2 separate regions of the Homo sapiens genome follow, and region 2 is linked to region 1. Evidence: chromatin loops called from intact Hi-C (ENCODE). Cell type or tissue: Calu3. All regions are shown on one strand. Each heading gives the region's core, and the rest is flanking DNA. Links, peaks and the distances in the headings are about the cores only.

What was found. Peaks named below come from ENCODE experiments on the same cell type or tissue, not always from the same donor. Only the 100,000 strongest peaks of a DNase experiment are listed, where the experiment ranks them.
Region 2: a loop joins it to region 1, with 3 times the contacts of the local background. A loop is called at or near these places in 6 of 110 quality-filtered maps.

What each region holds. Positions count from the first base shown.
Region 1 is chr4:169,066,273-169,074,610 of GRCh38, reverse strand. It overlaps LOC105377527 (a long non-coding RNA gene), which reads left to right and starts at 338. Exons shown (of 5, transcript XR_939429.3): 1 at 338-458; 2 at 2,411-2,583; 3 at 3,862-3,966. RefSeq lists enhancers at 78-577, 3,807-4,761. In Calu3, for the core only: no CTCF peak of the experiment used is centred there; DNase peaks (open chromatin) are centred at 3,620, 4,070, 4,430 and 5,970.
Region 2 is chr4:169,013,768-169,022,105 of GRCh38, reverse strand. No RefSeq gene overlaps it. Among named protein-coding and RNA genes, the nearest start is that of CBR4-DT, 7.5 kb to the right of the region's middle. RefSeq lists enhancers at 3,895-4,395, 5,460-5,960. In Calu3, for the core only: no CTCF peak of the experiment used is centred there; no DNase peak of the experiment used is centred there.

The DNA.
Region 1 (8,338 bases), core at 197-8,196:
GCCTGGGATAAGTTATAGCCTTTTGTTAGCTTTATGCCACTAGCATTCATAAGGCACATACTATATTCAAGGACAGCGCTATGGTGTGAGTGTTTGCATCCCTCCAAAATTCACATGTTGAAATCTTCTTTTTTTTTTCTTTTTCTTTCCTTGTTTTTTTTTTTTTTTTTTGGCAGGTAACCTTCTGAGCTAGAGTAGGCTCAGAGACTCCCTCATCTGTTGAAATCGAATCTCCAATGTTTTGCCTTTAAGAGGTGGGGCTGTTGGGTCATGAGGGCAGAACCCTCGTGAATGGGAATAATCCCGCCATAAAAGAGGCCTGAGGGAGTTTGCTTGCCCCTTTCCTCCTTCCACCATGTGAGAATGCAGCAAGAAGGTGCCCTGTATGAAGCAGAGGGCCCTCACCAGGCACCGAATCCGGTGGCACCTTGATGTTGAACTTCTCGGCCTTCAGAACTGTGAGCAATAAAATTCCGCACTTTTTTTCTTTTTGAGATTGAGTCTCGCTCTGTCATCCAGGCTGGAGTGCAGTGGTGCAGTCTCCGACTCACTGCAACCTCCGCCTCCCAGGTTCAAACTATTCTCCTGCTTCAGCCTCCAGATTAGCTGGGATTGCAAACTCCACCTCCCAGGTTCAAACTATTCTCCAGCTTCAGCCTCCAGAGTAGCTGGGATTACAGGCACCTGCCACCACACCCAGCTAATTTCTGTATTTTTAGTAGAGATGGGGTTTCACCATGTTGGCCAGGCTGATCTTGAACTGCTGACCTCAAGTGATCTGCCCACCTCAGGCTCCCAAAGTGCTGGGATTATAGGGGTGAGCCACCGCGCCCGGCCACATTCTGCTTTTTATAAATTACCCAGTCTAAGGTATTTTGTTACAGCAGCCCAAATGGACTAAGACAGTGTATTTAGACTGGAGGGCATGGGGTTTGGGTTTAGATATTTGAAATTGCAGAGAGATGGGCTATGCCTCGCCTTTGTCTGCAGGTCTAGGACAGGTTCTGAGGAATGTCTGTAGTGTCAACTGGACAATGCAATATTCAAACATAACACAGAAAATGGAATTCCTTAACTCTTGCTCTGCTTCTGTCTTCTCAAAAAAGAACATTTTTCAAATCAAAAAGAACAAATCAAACCTATGAGGAGATGGTATGAGAATATTTTCATAGTAAAGAAAATGGAAAGAATTTGTGGAGGTGATTGGGAAATCTTTTGGATGATCTCTAGGAATTATGAAAAATAACCGAGCCACAGAGATGGGAAATACGTAATTCTAATTTTCAAAAAGAAAAAGAAGGTGGGTTCTATGACCTATAGATCAGTAAGCTTGAGATTGATTCTTGGTGAGAGTGTTGAAGAGAATGCTAGAAGGTGGTTTCTGAGCTCTTAGAAACCAGCAGGCAGTGATTATAGTCAGCCCCATGTCACTAAAAGCAAATTGTGTTAGCCTGATTCCATCTCCTTTTCTGATAGGATTACTCCACTGGCAAACTTAGAGATACAAGATGGATATGGTCCCTCTACACTTCAGAAAGGAAACTGACATAGTTGCTTGGGTGCCCTGGGGATAAGGTACAGAGGCAGAGTATCACTCGCAGCTTTTAGGTCACAAAGAACAGAAACAAATTCTAGTGAGTTTAAACAGAAAAGGGATTTTATTCAAGGATATAGGGAAGTTTACCAGCTGTCCAGAAGGGCCAGACAATCAGGCTCAGATATCCTACATCTGATGTGATTTATGGATTTTTGGATGCAGAGCCGCATCCACAATCACAGCCCTGGTCTTTGGAGGGCATGACAGCTTGTCAACATCGGCATGAACACCAAGGTTTGCCCTGCTGACACGGCTAACACTAACCCTGGTGTCCTGAAAAGGGTATAAAGCTGTCCCCATCCTCTGCCAAAACAGAGTCCTTAAAGTCCCAACGTTTTTGCCTCTCCAGCTCCTGAGTCAAAGTTCAGCCCAATGCCTCTGTTTGGTGGAGCCCAGATCATATGCCCACACCTTAGCTATGGAGGGAGCTGGGAAAGCCAGATGCTGACCTGTTTCACTTCTCATGGGAGGAGGTGGTCTCTGCCTTCTGACAGACTCGCAAAGTAGGGAATTCTCCCACGCAGAAAGTGGGGTCAGATGATGAGCTGCCGTAAAGAATGGCTAATGTTGTCCTCACAGGGGTTGAGGGATAGGGTAATTGTGCTGGTTTTTAACGGGTTGAAGGATCATAGCCAAAGCTTGCTAATTAATTGATTCTTTTTAATCCAGAGGACTGGTTTTATTGGAATACCACAGAACTCTGCATTATCGTGCCACATGAGGGTTTTTTGTTGTTGTTGTGTTTTTTTGTTTTTGTTTTTGTTTTATCAGTGGCTTGGCCAAAGACCAAAAATAAACTTGTTGTATTTGCAGGTGACACAGAGAATGAGTGGAATACTAATACATTGAAGGGCAAAATCAAAACCCCAGAAGATCTCTAAAAGTCTGAATGAATCAGCCCATATTACAAGATAAAGTCCATAATGGTAAACGGAAGGCTCTGGTCTTGGTTTACAAAATCCAACCACTCAAATATGTAGTTGCTGGTAAGAAAAAAAGCCATAATTTCATGTGGTTGCCAAGAAAGCTCATTAAATCCTTGGCTGCATTAATAGATGTATGGTATTTCCAACAAAGCCTTCTGCCTCATTCTGCACTGGAGAGACCACAGCTGAGCCCTGTGCCAAGCTATGTGCACCACAGTTTTCAAAGGGCTCGACGAGTTGGAGGCTGTTCAGAGGGGAGCAGCGGGGTGGTAGACACTCTCAGCCCCTTCGTAGAGGAAGAATGATACCACCGCAGGAGCTCGGCCATGAAGAAGGGCCATGGGGGGAGTGATGACATAGTGGTCACCAATTTTCTACAGAGCTTTCACATGGAAGATGGGTACGATTTATCCCACGGGGTGTCAAGGCATGAAATTAGGTACAATTGATGTAAATTATAGGGAATCTTCAGTCTAAGAAAGGGTTTCCACTGGAGCAACCCAAAAGTGGATGAGTCTATGTTGGGAGGGAGCAAGTTACCTCCCTGTCACTGAAGACGTTCAGATTCGAGACTGGATGGCCAGCATCCAGGGGTGCTGTCAAGGGGCCTCAAGCTATGTTTAGTCTAAACGAACTTTCAGCCTTAAGAGTATATTTTTTTTAATGAAAACATAAGGCATTACAAAGGAGAGATGAGCCAGGTGTGGTGGCATATGCCTATGGTCTCAGCTACTCGGGAGGTGAGGTGGGAGGATCTTTTGAGCCTAGAAGATAGAGGTTGCAGTGAGCCATGATTGCACCACTGCCTGGGTGACAGAGTGAGACCCTGTCTCTAATGTTAAAAGAAAAACCACAGAGACGTTTAACTTAACAGAGTTTAATTGAGCAAAAAATTATTTGTGAATAGGGCAGCCCCTGGACCAGAATGGGTTCAGAGAAGCTCCAGCTTAGGCACATGGTGGAGGAAGATTTACGGACAGAAAAAGGAAAGGGATGTACAGGAAACAGAAGCGAGGCACAGAAAGAGCCAGGCTGGTTACTGCTGGATGATTGCCTTGTTTGTTCATGGTTTGAAGAACTGCCCGCCTTTGGCCGGAACTGGGTGATTGACACAAGAGTAGGCAGCCGTGTGTTTACACACCCTGTCAGGTGACAGTGCACTATGCATGAGCACAGCTTTAGGCAGAATGTAAACTATAAGGAGGCAGCATTGGGCTAAACTTAATTTTACACTAAATAAAGTCTAAAAAATTTAAAAGCATTTTTAAAGGTAATAGAAGTTAGCTGTGATGTGCATGTGAACATTTAAACTACATTTTTCGTTTTTTTTTTAAAAAGGAAGTTTTGTGGCCATGGGGATGCTGACAAAGATTGCTTGGGATGCACACAAGGCAGCGGCGAAGCCTGAGGGGTGCTGCCAGGCCGGGCTCTCCACTGGCCACGGTAAGAATCTTCCTGGGCCTGTTTGTTTTGGCCTCTGTGAGCATGGGCCACAATCACGGGGAAATGAATTGCTAGGAAGTCAATTCCTCTCTGAAGGAAGGACTCCAAAGAGAGCTGAGGCTGCCGTGTTTTCTGGCCGCCCACACAAGCCAACAAGCTATTCCCTGGGGGCAACCACTAATCTCTAACCAGACAACCGGTAATCTCTTATTCATTCTCCGTTGAATTCTTGGGCTACACTCAATTTATAATAGAACTTAAAGAATGTCCTCATTTTATCTAGAGGGTTTGTAATGCCTTTATTTCGATTCCTCATGAATCATTATAGTCATGGATACCTGTGAACCACAGCTTCCTTGTAGAGAGGGGAGAGGGGAATAAGTGAAATTACTCCGGAGAAAACAAACAAGGACGTTTAGCTCCAGGGCATGTGGAGAGCCACAGTCTGAGTCTCTCACTCGCATACCAGGAGATAAATAATTCAGAGGCCTAACAAAGGGAGGCGGAGTAGTCAAACTGGTTGAACACCTGGTCGGCTGCACCCAGCTAAACAGGGCTGGTGTCTGTGAGGGCTTCCTAATCATTGTGGATGACATTTAAAGACAACACTCATAGCAAATATTGCATTAGAATTTTCTGCTTCCAAGATACCAGTCAGAGTAAGGGTGGGAGAGAAATGAGGGAAAGAACAGATACCCTACTACTTATCAGATTGCCTTAGAGTACACATCATGAAAGTAATTATGATTTTCTTTTTGAGATGGAGTCTTGCTCTGTCTCCCAGGCTGGAGTGCAATGGCATGATCTCAGCTCACTGCAACCTCCATCTCCCAGGTTCAAGTGATTCTCCTGCCTCAGCCTCCTGAGTAGCTGGGACTACAGGCACCCGCCACCACGCTTGCCTAATTTTTGTATTTTTAGTAGAGAAGGGGTTTCATCACGTTGGCCAGGCTAGTCTCAAACTCCTGACCTCAGGTGATCCACCCACCTCAGCCTCCCAAAGTGTTGGGATTAAAGGTGTGAGCCACCACACCTGGCCTAATTATGATTTTTAAGATGACAACAGGGCTATCAATGTTCATGTCTTTGTGTCCTCTATAAGAGATCAATGTATCTCTTGCCTGAATACTTCCCCAGATTAGATTTCTGGAAGCTCAAAGTAGTGCTGATTGCTGTCTGGTCCTGGTCTTGCAATCACACCCCACCAAATGTAGGCAAATTGTCAGTGTACAAGGCTGCCTCTGTGGTGGGAACATTTTGGGAACATAAAAGGGAGGCAGGGATTTCTCTTTTTTTTCGAGACAGAGTCTCACTTTGTCACCCAGGCCGGAGTGCAGTGGCATGATCTCAGCTCACTGCAACCTCCACCTCCCGGGTTCGAGTGATTCTCCTGCCTTAGCCTCCTGAGTAGCTGGGACTATAGGCGCCCACCACCACGCCCAGCTAATTTTTGTATTTTTAATAGAGACGGGGGTTTCACCATGTTGGCCAGGATGGTCTTGATCTCTTGACCTCGTGATCTGCCCACTTTGGCCTCCCAAAGTGTTGGGATTACAGGCATGAGCCACCGCACCCGGCCTGAGGGCAGGTATTTCTAATGTGTAGTGGGTTTCAAGTTTACAGTGACATCTCAGAGCTGCAAAAATGAAACATTATTTCTCTATAACTGTACTCAATTTACTTATGAAGTAGTGGAAAACTCTTCATCTTGGCACTTTAGGATAACTGACACCCTTCTGGTTTCAAAGCTTCTTTAGGGTAATTCCTCAGTCAATCCAGGATTTTAATTCCATCAGGGCCACACTCCCTCATCTCCTCCTCTGGATGAGCCCCAGGTCTGTCCCATGCTTCCTGTTCTCCGGCCCCCCTTGGCCTTGGAGACATCTTGTTGCCTTGGTGGTGCGTGTCAGTCTTGGTCACTGTTGCCTTCACCATTGACCCAGTTTGTCAGCTGCTCTTAGGCAACAAAAGGAGAGGTGGCTGTTCCCTGCCGGCCAGGCCCCGTCACTGCAGTGGCAGTGCTGCTCTGGCCAAGGCTTCATTCTCTGCCACCTTCCTCACCCTCACCAGGCGCTACGGGCTCTTCCCCTGATTTCCCCACACAGGAAGGAAGTAGGGGAGACTCAGGTGGGGCGGTTCTTGGAGGCCCATTTTCAGTCCAGGTCTGCCCTGCCTGCCTTTCCGCTCTGCTTCTCTCCCCTCTCATGTTCTTGTGGTGCTGGAAGCAAGGGTTTTAGAGCAAACAAGGGCCACGTCCCTTCTGCCCTTACCCCTGTACTCTCTGTCCCCTGCCAGTGAAATGTCGGCTAAGGAGGCAGAGCCACCGCCCCCTTGGGAACAAGCACACCTCTGTCTGTATCTCTTACAACTCTTCTCTCCTCCCCCATTTCTGCTCCCCAGTTCCCTGGGTGCTGAGTCAGGAAAGCCTTTATTTCCCCCCCCTCCCCCAGTAAGCTTTTGCAGTGCCAGGAAAGCTATTTTTTTAATGCTTATTAAAAAAATTTTTTTTTCGAGACAGAGTCTCATTCTGTCGCACAGGCTGGAGTGCAGTGACGCAATCTCGGCTCACTGCAACCTCCATCTCCCAGGTTCACGCCATTCTCCTGCCTCAGCCTTCTGAGTAGCTGGGACTACAGGCGCCCGCCACCACGCCCGGCTAATTTTTTTTTGTATTTTTAGTAGAGACGGGGTTTTACCATGTTAGCCAGGATGGTTTCGATCTCCTGACCTCATGATCCTCCCACCTCGGCCTCCCAAAGTGCTGGGATTACAGGCGTGAGCCACCGTGCCCGGCCCCGGCTAATTTTTTTGTATTTTTCGTAGAGACGGGGTTTCACTGTGTTAGACAGGATGGTCTCAATCTCCTGACCTCGTGATCCGCCTACCTTGGCCTCCCAAAGTGCTGGGATTACAGGCATGAGCCACTGCGCCCGGCCAAAAAATTTTTTTTGTTTAAGGAATAGGGTCTTGCTATGCTCAGGCTGGCCTCGATCTCCTGGGCTCAAGCAATCCTCCTGCCTCAGCCTCCTAAGTAGCTGGCAATACAGATGTGTGCCACCATGCCTGGGCAGCAATTTGTATTGCTTTCTTTTATGGTGGAGAAATGACCTTGTGCCATGAGCTGCATCCTTTAGAGCAGGGTGTCCAATCTTTTGGCTTTCCTGGGCCACATTGGAAGAAGAATCGTCTTGGGCCACATATAAAATATGCTAACACTAATGATAGCTAATGAGCTAAAAAAAAAAAAAATTCAAAAAGTCTCATAATGTTTTAAGAAAGTTTATGAATTTGTGTTGGGCTGCATTCAAAGCCATCCTGGCCACAGATTGGACAAGTTGCTTTATCGTAACACCTATAAATGCTATGCTCTGTCCCCCAAGCTTTTACTATCATCTTGCTTATTTATGCCTAGTGTTCCATTATTGGAACGGTAAGCATGTGGGAGTTATTTATATCCTACTGCTCAAGGCATTTCCAAGGTCTGATTTTTCAAATTAAAAAAATTGCCACCTCAGCCATAAATGGGTTAAAACTAAGCCATTTTGAAATTCAGAACAAAACTGCCTCTCTCTCACATGACTAGCTCTTTCAAGCGACTGTGGCTTCAGATATTGTGAATTATCCATCCGCTCAGCACCTCCTGGCTGCTTTGTTCTCGCTGTTTTCACTTTCTCCTGAAGTAATGAATGCCATTGAGCCAATGGGGGCAGAGTCAATAACTTTGAAGAAAAAGAACCTCAGTTTAAAATTTCAAAATATTATTTTTAATTTTTGATAACTTATATGCCTTCACTCCAAATAAATGAAGATCAAAATATGTGAATAAAATTCAAGATGACAGGCCGGGTGTGATGGCTCACATCTGTAATCCCAGCACTTTGGGAGGCTGAGGCAGGCAGATCATGAGGTCAGGAGTTCGAGACTAGCCTGGCCAACATAGTAAAACCCCATTTCTACTAAAAATACAAAAATTAGCCAGAGTGATGGCACATGCCTGTAGTCCCAGCTACTCAGGAGGCTGAGGTGGGAGAATCGCTTGAACTCGGGAGGCAGAGGTTGCAGTGAGCCGAGACCATGCCATTGCACTCCAGCCTGGGTGACAAAAAAAAAAAAATCAAGATGACATCACTCTAGTTTGTCCCAATCCTGGTGTAGCTTGAGTAAGGAAAAGCAGATGCCCTCGTTATAGGTCTAAGTCTCGCACCAAGGTTGCTCATGTTTCTGTTTTTAAACCTTCCACAAAGAAAATCACATGTAGGTCACACTGTCCTCACTAATATCTGGTGGAGCCTCATATCATCTGGATTCCTGTTTTCACCTATAAGAACTGATAGTTTTGTTTGTTTGTTTTTGTTTTTGAGACGGGGTCTTG
Region 2 (8,338 bases), core at 46-8,045, 52 kb after region 1:
TTTCTGGAATAGTTTCCATCTGGGTCATTATGTAGCCAGGTGCCTAGACCTCTCTTCTCCACATTTAACAGCTCCTGCCCCACAGCTTTCTTCACCTGATTAACCCTTTCTCATTCACCAAGACTCAACTTAAGTGGAACTTCCTAGGGAGTTTCTCCTGATTGCCCAGGCTAGGCTAATTGCCCATTATTCATTTCTACGGCCCCTCCACCTGCACTTTCTTTTCTTAACATTTTTCATAACTATAATCACTTGTTCAGCACACATCTTGCAGCATGAGGGGAATAACTGCGGTTCACTGCTGTCTTCCTTGGCTCTGCCACAGTGAAGGGAGTGCAACACATTCTCACCATGCATCCGTGGGCTCAGGTCTTCAGATATATGAATCCCCCAGATTAACAAAGACGTGCTAATTAAATATTAATTTAAATACTTGAACACAGCTGATCACATAGTTTTATTTATTATTTATTTATTTATTTATTTATTTGAGATGGAGTCTCACTCTGTCGCCCAGGCTGGGGTGTAGTGGCGCCATCTCGGCTCACTGCAACCTCCACTTCCCGGGTTCCAGCGATTCTCCTGCCTCAGCCTCCCAAGTAGTTGGGATTACAGGCGTGTGCCACCAAGCCTGGCTAATTTTTTTGTATTTTTAGTAGAGATGGGGTTTCAGCAAGTTGGCCAGGCTGGTCTCGAACGCCTAACCTCAGGTGATTCACCAGTCTTGGCCTCTCAAAGTGCTGGGATTGCAGGCGTGAGCCACTGTGTCCGGCCATCACATAGTTTTAGAGTTAGTCTTCTCCTCATTGATGTGGACCTGTGTTGTGATTTTTTTAAGCGTGAAATATCTGTAATATGAAGTATACATTTTCTGCTACTAAGTTATTCTTAGATCATGTGATGAAATTAAATATATTGATATTTTGTGGTGCGTCACAAAAAATTCCATGTCCTTGACAATGGAAACAATAGACACTGGGGACTTCTTGTGGGGGTTGGGAGGGAGAAGCGGGACAAAGGTTGAAAAACTATTGGCTGCTATGCTCACTACCTGGTGGATGGGATTATTTGTATCACAAATCTCAGCATCATGCAATATACCCATGTAACAAACCTACACATGTGCCCCCCAAATCTAAAATAAAAGTTGGACTTAATAAAAAAAGAAGAAAGAAAATTATATTTCACAACTGTATTGGTATAAAGGTGAATATATTAATATTATACATTAGACGTTTTGTCCAACCTAAAAGAAAAAATAAAAGTATTGGTTAAACACAAAAATAGGCCAGATACGGTGACTTACACCTGTAATCCCAGCCCTTTGGGAGGCCGAGGCATGCAGATCGCTTGAGTCCAGGAGTTCGAGATGTGTTTGGGCAATATAGTGAGATCCTATCTCTACAAAAAAATACAAAAAAATTAGCCAGGCATGGTGGCATGCGCCTGAGGTCCCAGCTATTTGGGAGGCTGAGATGAGAGGACTGTATGAGCCCAGGAGGTCAAGGCTACAGTGAGCCAAGATTGAGCCACTGCACTCCAGCCTGGGTGACAGAGCGAGATCCTATCTTGAATAAATAAATAAATAAATAAGACAAAAATAAAAAATAAAACAAAGCGAGAGGAAAGAAAAACATTCCATGTCTTCCCTGTGTCATCTATGCTATTGCTGTTAGGCTGGTGTGTGTTAACATCTCTTCTTCATAGATACGATGAGGATGAGACACCCCTATGGTGATTCATGTCCAATACACACTGCTTTGCATGTGTATCTATTTCTGTTGGATTCACCACTTCATCAATAGCTTCAAAACGTCTCCCAGAATTCCACATAAGTCCAGACTTGTGCTAAAAAGGAAAATGAGGATGTAATAGATGCTAACAGGGAAATACGCTTTATTATGTTATTCTGAGGACTGGAACTTTAGAAATATATTTGAGGATAATCTTTTACAAATAAATAAACTTGTTCAGGTTGAACCCTCAGACCTCAGATATATATTTTTAATACATTGATTTGAAAGAAATGGAAGTTAGAAGCCAGAATTTATTGATTTATTTACTTTTATTATTATTATTTTTTTGAGATGGAGTCTTGCTCTGTTACCCAGGCTGGAGTGCGGTGGTGCGATCTCAGCTTACTGCAACCTCCGCCTCCTGGGTTCAAGTGATTCTCCTGCCTCAGCCTCCTGAGTAGCTGGGATTACAGGCACGTGCCCCATGCCCGGCTAATTTTTGTATTTTTTTGTAGAGACAAGGTTTCACCATGTTGGACAGGATGGTCTCAAACTCCTGACCTGAAGTGACCCACCCACCTCGGCCTCCCAAAGTGCTGGGCTTATAGTCATGAGCCACCATGCCAGACCCAGAATTGTGACTGACATATTTTGTGTGAGATACAAGAAGTAAGGAATATCAGAAGAAAAACAAAAACAGAAGAAAATGTTTTCTGACCTGAGAAACCAGAATAATAATATAAGGCAAGTCTCTCAATAGTGATGGCTAAACTATGGCTGTCTGATGCATAAGTCCAGAATGCCTATTTCCTATTGAAAGGAGGTGCTACTAATTATTAATAATTGTAAGGCGATGGCATCGTGCTAAGTATTTTATATAGGATCAACCTATCTTATGGCTGTCAATAACCTCATGCCAGTATTATTTTCCCTATTTTTTGCATAAAGAAATCTTAACCCAGAGAGTTTAATAACTTGCCCAAGATTACACAGCTTGTGGTAGAGCCAGAATTCAAATTCAGTAGACTAAACCCAGAGTTATATATGATGCTATATTGCCAGTTTTATATATATTTATGGAATTTTGCCTGAAACAGTTAGAGTGTATGTTGTGAATGAAAAGTATTCATGTTGTCATCTGTCACTTTTTTTATTTTTGGAGACAGGGGGTCTCTGTCTGTCACCCAGGCTAGAGTGCTGTGGCATGGTCACAGCTGACTGCAGCCTAGACCTCTTGGGCTCAAGCAATCCTCCCACCTTAGTCTCCCAAGGAGCTAGGACCACAGGCACGCACCACTACACACAGATAATTTTTCAATTTTAATTTTGTAGACACAGGGTCTTTCTGTGTTGCCCAGGCTGGTCTCAAACTCCTGAGCTCAAGTGATCTTCCCACCTTGGCCTCCTGAAGTGTTGGGATTACAGGCGTGAGCCATGGTGCCAGGCCTCTGTCACCTTCTAAGCCAATTCTTTTCAACTGATTTATTCCATCTCTATTTAGTAGAAGGGAAAAAGGATACATTCCATAGTTTTGGTTAAGGATCATCTACTTTATACTCATTTATTTAAAATTATTGTGGTTTAATGGCTAGCCTAGTAAATTAGCCAAATAAATTAATATGTCATTTTTAAAAATAAGGTGAATTTTGGCCCATTTTTTCCCACTCATAGGTTATATAGGGACCCATAAATATGTACTCCTCAACTCAGTAAGTTAAGCAAATTATGAGTATTACTTGCCAGAGGGGACTGATTCATATTCCTTATAGGATTGGTGTCTGTTTCACTTCTTAAAAATTCGTATCTCTCTCCTCATACATTATCACCTCCTCTTCCATTTCTCTTCATATTATTATATGTTGGGTGCTGGTTCTGGGACTCACTACTGGTTACTTGGAACAAAACATTTACAGATTTCATGGGGCATTGAGCTCAGCTAATAATATTTGAAAAAGAGAAAAAGGCAGTAGTCTGTTAAGGAGACTAAATGGTGTACATGTTGCATTTAAAACAGAGCTTATTTTGAGCAAAGATCCCCTAGGGGGATGCTGCTTGTATGGTGTATCTGATCTGCTGGGGAGCACATGCCCAGCCAAGCCTCCTTTAATAAGGCCGCCCACACTGAGCCCCTGTGGCAATGGTGCTTGGCTGCGGGTGCACCTTCCGCCTTTGAGCACCCCACTCACTCACATGGCAACCTGCCTCCCCCGAGAACTGCTCTCCACAGGCGCTAATCTATCCCCTCATTAACAACCAATCCAATTCTCTGTCTTGAACAAAGGGAGTCAGAGTTTAATCCCTTGAACTGAAAAGTCCTATGGGGCTCAGCCATTTTCAACTGTGTGATTAGTAAATAAAGTGGGTCTGCAGGAAGGAGAAATTTAAAACAGAGGACAGCAGAGAAGGGGGCTCTTACGGCCTCAGAGAGCATTAAGGGGGCAGAGGGATGTGCTGCTGTGGTCCCTGGGGCTCCCAATGAGGCCCATCTCTAGTTCCACGGGGTCCCAGCTTGCTTTTTGTTGATGTCATATTCTGCATCATAAACACATATTTGAATTGCTTTCGAGGGCTTCTCTTTCTTGCAGCCAAAAAAGAATCTCAACTACAATTACAACTATCTAAAGTCAGTTTCCAGATTTGGATTTATGTGTATATGGTACATTTTCAGGATTCCTGGGAAGATGAGGGAGAGACAATATCATGTAGTGGTTGGGGAGAAGGCTCTGTAGCGAGACTGCTTGAGTAGAAATTCTACAAGTTCTGCCACTTACTAGTTGTGTGATCTTGGACAATCTAACATCTCTGTGCTTTGGCTTCCTTGTTTGCAAACACAAGGGTAGCAATATTTTTCTACATCATAGTTTGCTGTGAGAATTAAACACAAGTAGACAGTGTACTTGGCACATAGCATTTAAGTTATCCAATGAGCATTTGCTGTTATCTTGGTAAGGGCTTACTTTTGTTTTTTGTTGTTGTTGTTGTTGTTGTTGTTGTTTTTTGAGACAGAGTTTCACTGTTGCTGCCCAGGCTGGAGTGCAATGGTGCAATCTTGGCTCACCGCAACCTCAGCCTCCCGGGTTCAAACGATTCTCCTGCCTCAGCCTCCCGAGTAGTTGGGATTACAGGCATGTGAAACCCGGCTAATTTTGTATTTTTAGTAGAGACAGGGTTTCTCCATGTTGGTGAGGCTGGTCTCGAACTCTGGACCTCAAGTGATCCACCCGCTCTGGCCTCCCAAAGTGCTGGGATTACAGGCGTGAGCCACCGTGTCTGGCCAGTAAGGGCTTACTTTTACACACCCACCCACCCACCTACACACTCTCACAAACACATGTATACACATACATATAATAATGCATACATACCTATAATGTATACCTATAATAAAATATACACATGTGTATATATGTATACATATATAGATGTCTACACACACACATGCCCCCCTGCCTATTTGGCCTGAGCCTGAAGCTCTATGTTCCTATAGCACTTCATTCACATTTACAGCCTTTATCACACTGTATCGTAATCTGCTTATTTGTCTGTTTCTCTCAACACATGTGAGCTCCACAATTCAGGTAATTGCCTTCTTTGCCCTCTTATCCCCAGAGCTTTACATCTGATACTGGGGATGTTCCTGAGCTCGCAGTAGATTCATATTGTTGGACAGGTAGATGCTAGATGATATTTCCCTGTTAGATTGTCATCCCTTTAGCTTAACACTTGGCTCTCGGCTCAATTTACATGTCCCTAGGTGACATAACACTTTATGCTGTTACATTATTTACCACCTAGAGGGAATGAATTTCCAAGTCCTCCCTGAAAGTAAGCTTTGGCAAGAAGATAGGAGAGGACCTCGAGGGGTCTGGATGCTGCAGGCCATGGGCAAGTGACGAGGATGAGATTCACAATCTTCCTGTTTCTGCTCTGGAATAGGTCTCATAGTAACAACCTCTCCCCAACTCAACTCACACAATCAGCAGTGGCTGTGTGATATTACTTAGCAGCACTTTGCAGCTTGCCTGTAGTAGAGAAGAAAGTAAACAGTCACATTGTATCTGCTGGGACTGCCATAAAAAAATACCACAGACTGGGTGGTTTCGACACCAGAAATTAATTTTCTCACAGTTCTGGAGCCTGAAAGTCTGAGATCAAGGTGCAATCGTGTTGGTTTCTGGTGAGGCTTCTCTTCCGGGCTTGCAGATAGCTGCCTTCTCACTGTGTCCTCACATGGCCTTGTACAGGGAGGCAACAGAGAGAGAGAGAGACAGAGAGAGAGAGAGAGAGAGAGAGAGAGAGAGAGAGAGAGAGAGAGAGATTCCCAGCACAAGCTCTCTGGTGTCCTATTGGATTAGAGCCCTACCCTTAGAACCTCATTTAATCTTAATTATCTCCCTAAGGGCACTATCTCCAAATACAGCCACATTGGAGGTTAGGACTTGAACATATGAATATGGCAGGAGAGGGGGGAGCGGGGAGGGACACGATTCAGTCAATAACATACATTAATCCCAAGTGGAGGCTTATTTTAATTAAGTTTTGTGTATGGCCCAAGTTTTCTACTCTGCATAACTGTTTAATCAAAATCCAAACTGAGAGATGGGTCTCTGTAGCCTGTAGATGAGAAACAAAAAGCAGTGATCCTTAAAATGAGATCCCTACAGGCACACGGGTGCCTTCTGGAAATGCAGAAGCCATTACCTGCAAGTCAGTTTCAAATGTTAAACCATACAGTATCGATTCTGGCTTTCCCAGGTGACTTGCAAGAGTGAGAACGTCTTTCAGAGCCCAAGTGCAGTGAAGGCTGCCAGGCCCGTGCCTCTGATACAGATCTAGGAGTCTGAGTAGCCGCAGGGCCTGGATGGGAAAGGCTCACTTAAGTCTGGGAAATGCAGCAGGTGAGTTGAGAGCCACGTGAGACTATGCAGCCAGAAGGATAGAGGGGGGAAGGCCCTGAAACAAAGAGATGGAAATGGAATAGTGAGAGGCTGGGGTCAGAGGATTGAGGCCAGTCTTAAAACTAATTTCAGGAACACTGAGTTCTCCTCTTCTATGTGGCTTGGCAGGCGTGCTGCATTTGGGGCCTGATTTTAAGTATCCAGAGCTGGCTTTATACCATTATAAAATTTTTGGCTGGGAAAAAAAAAAGAGTTTCATAAAATTTCAGGCATTATGCTCTCCCATGGTACTTCCTGGTGAAATGTCCAACCTGTGATCTCATCTAGGCGTAATACTAACTCTACTTTGACTAACAATCTCTTTCATTATTAAGGGTGAATTTTTAATTCAGAATTTTATTCTTCATGTATAAATTATGTTATCACCTAGTTGGCTTTGTAACATAATGAATGGATAGTAGCTGTAGTTATCATTCTTTGCAATCTTTCTTTGTTATTATTCATTTACTTTATAGAACATTATGTCCTGAAAGAAGAAGCCTTCTCTGACCCCAGGCCTCCATATTGGATCAATGCCCCTAGTTATGATCCCTCCTAGCAGCCTGTACTTCTCCTTTATAGTTCTTCCCACCATTGGAATTAAATAGTGATGGCATGATTAATTGTTTAATGTCTGTCTTCCTTGCCAGATTATTTTCCCAACGAAAACAGGCACCAGGTCTATCTTAATCATAGCTGTATCGACACTGGTTCTTGCTTATAGCAATAAATTCCTTTTAAGTGAGTTATTTCATTCACTCATTGATTCATTTGTTAACTCATTTATTTAGCATTCACAAGCCCTAGGAACTGTGCTACAAACAGGGAAACAAAAACCAATGTGATCATTTCTGGATTCAAAGAGTTGGCAATTAAAAACAGAAAGTTTTTAACCATTTTATTTTATTTTTTATGTTTTTTTAAAAAAGATGAGGTCTCACCATGTTGCCCAGGCTGGTCTCAAATGCCTGGGCTCAAGTGATCCTGCCGCCTCCATCTCCCAAAATGCTGGGATTACAGGCGTGAGCCACTACACCTGGCACTTAACCATTTTAGGTGAAAGTTCCCCTTGAGAACCCAGTGAAGGAAGTGGACCCTCTTTCAAGAAGCTACTCATCTAAAAAGCACATGAGATTTTGTATTCAGCTTGGTAGGTTCACAGATCCTTGAGAATCTATTCACTATCTTCCTAAAATTATGTGGATTCTGACGTCACAGTAACTCCATGAAATACAGACTTGAAGACACATACAAGGTAAGAGGACGGGTAAAGAAGGACATCAGCATGTCCTCCTTTGGGTCAGGAGAAGCTTCCATTGCAAGAGATGTTTGAGCCACATTTTGAATGATAAATCAGATGTTACCAGGGAAAGCAGTGGGAGCATTCGAGGTTGAGAAGACAGTGTTTGGAGAAGCATGGATGTGTAGAAGTTGGAATGGTATTTAGGGAGTAGAATCAGCAGGACTTTGTGACTGATTGGATGTGGGATGTTGAGAGAGGGAAGGAATAAACTCCATGCTTCTGCCTTAGGCAACTGAGTGCCAGGTTTAGGTCTCGGTGGGCAGCCTCAGAGGCATAAACGCCAATTCAACAAAATAACAAGCTCATGGGCCACATTTTTTGTTCCCAATCAAAATGAAATAAACTTTTGTAAGTGATAAAAA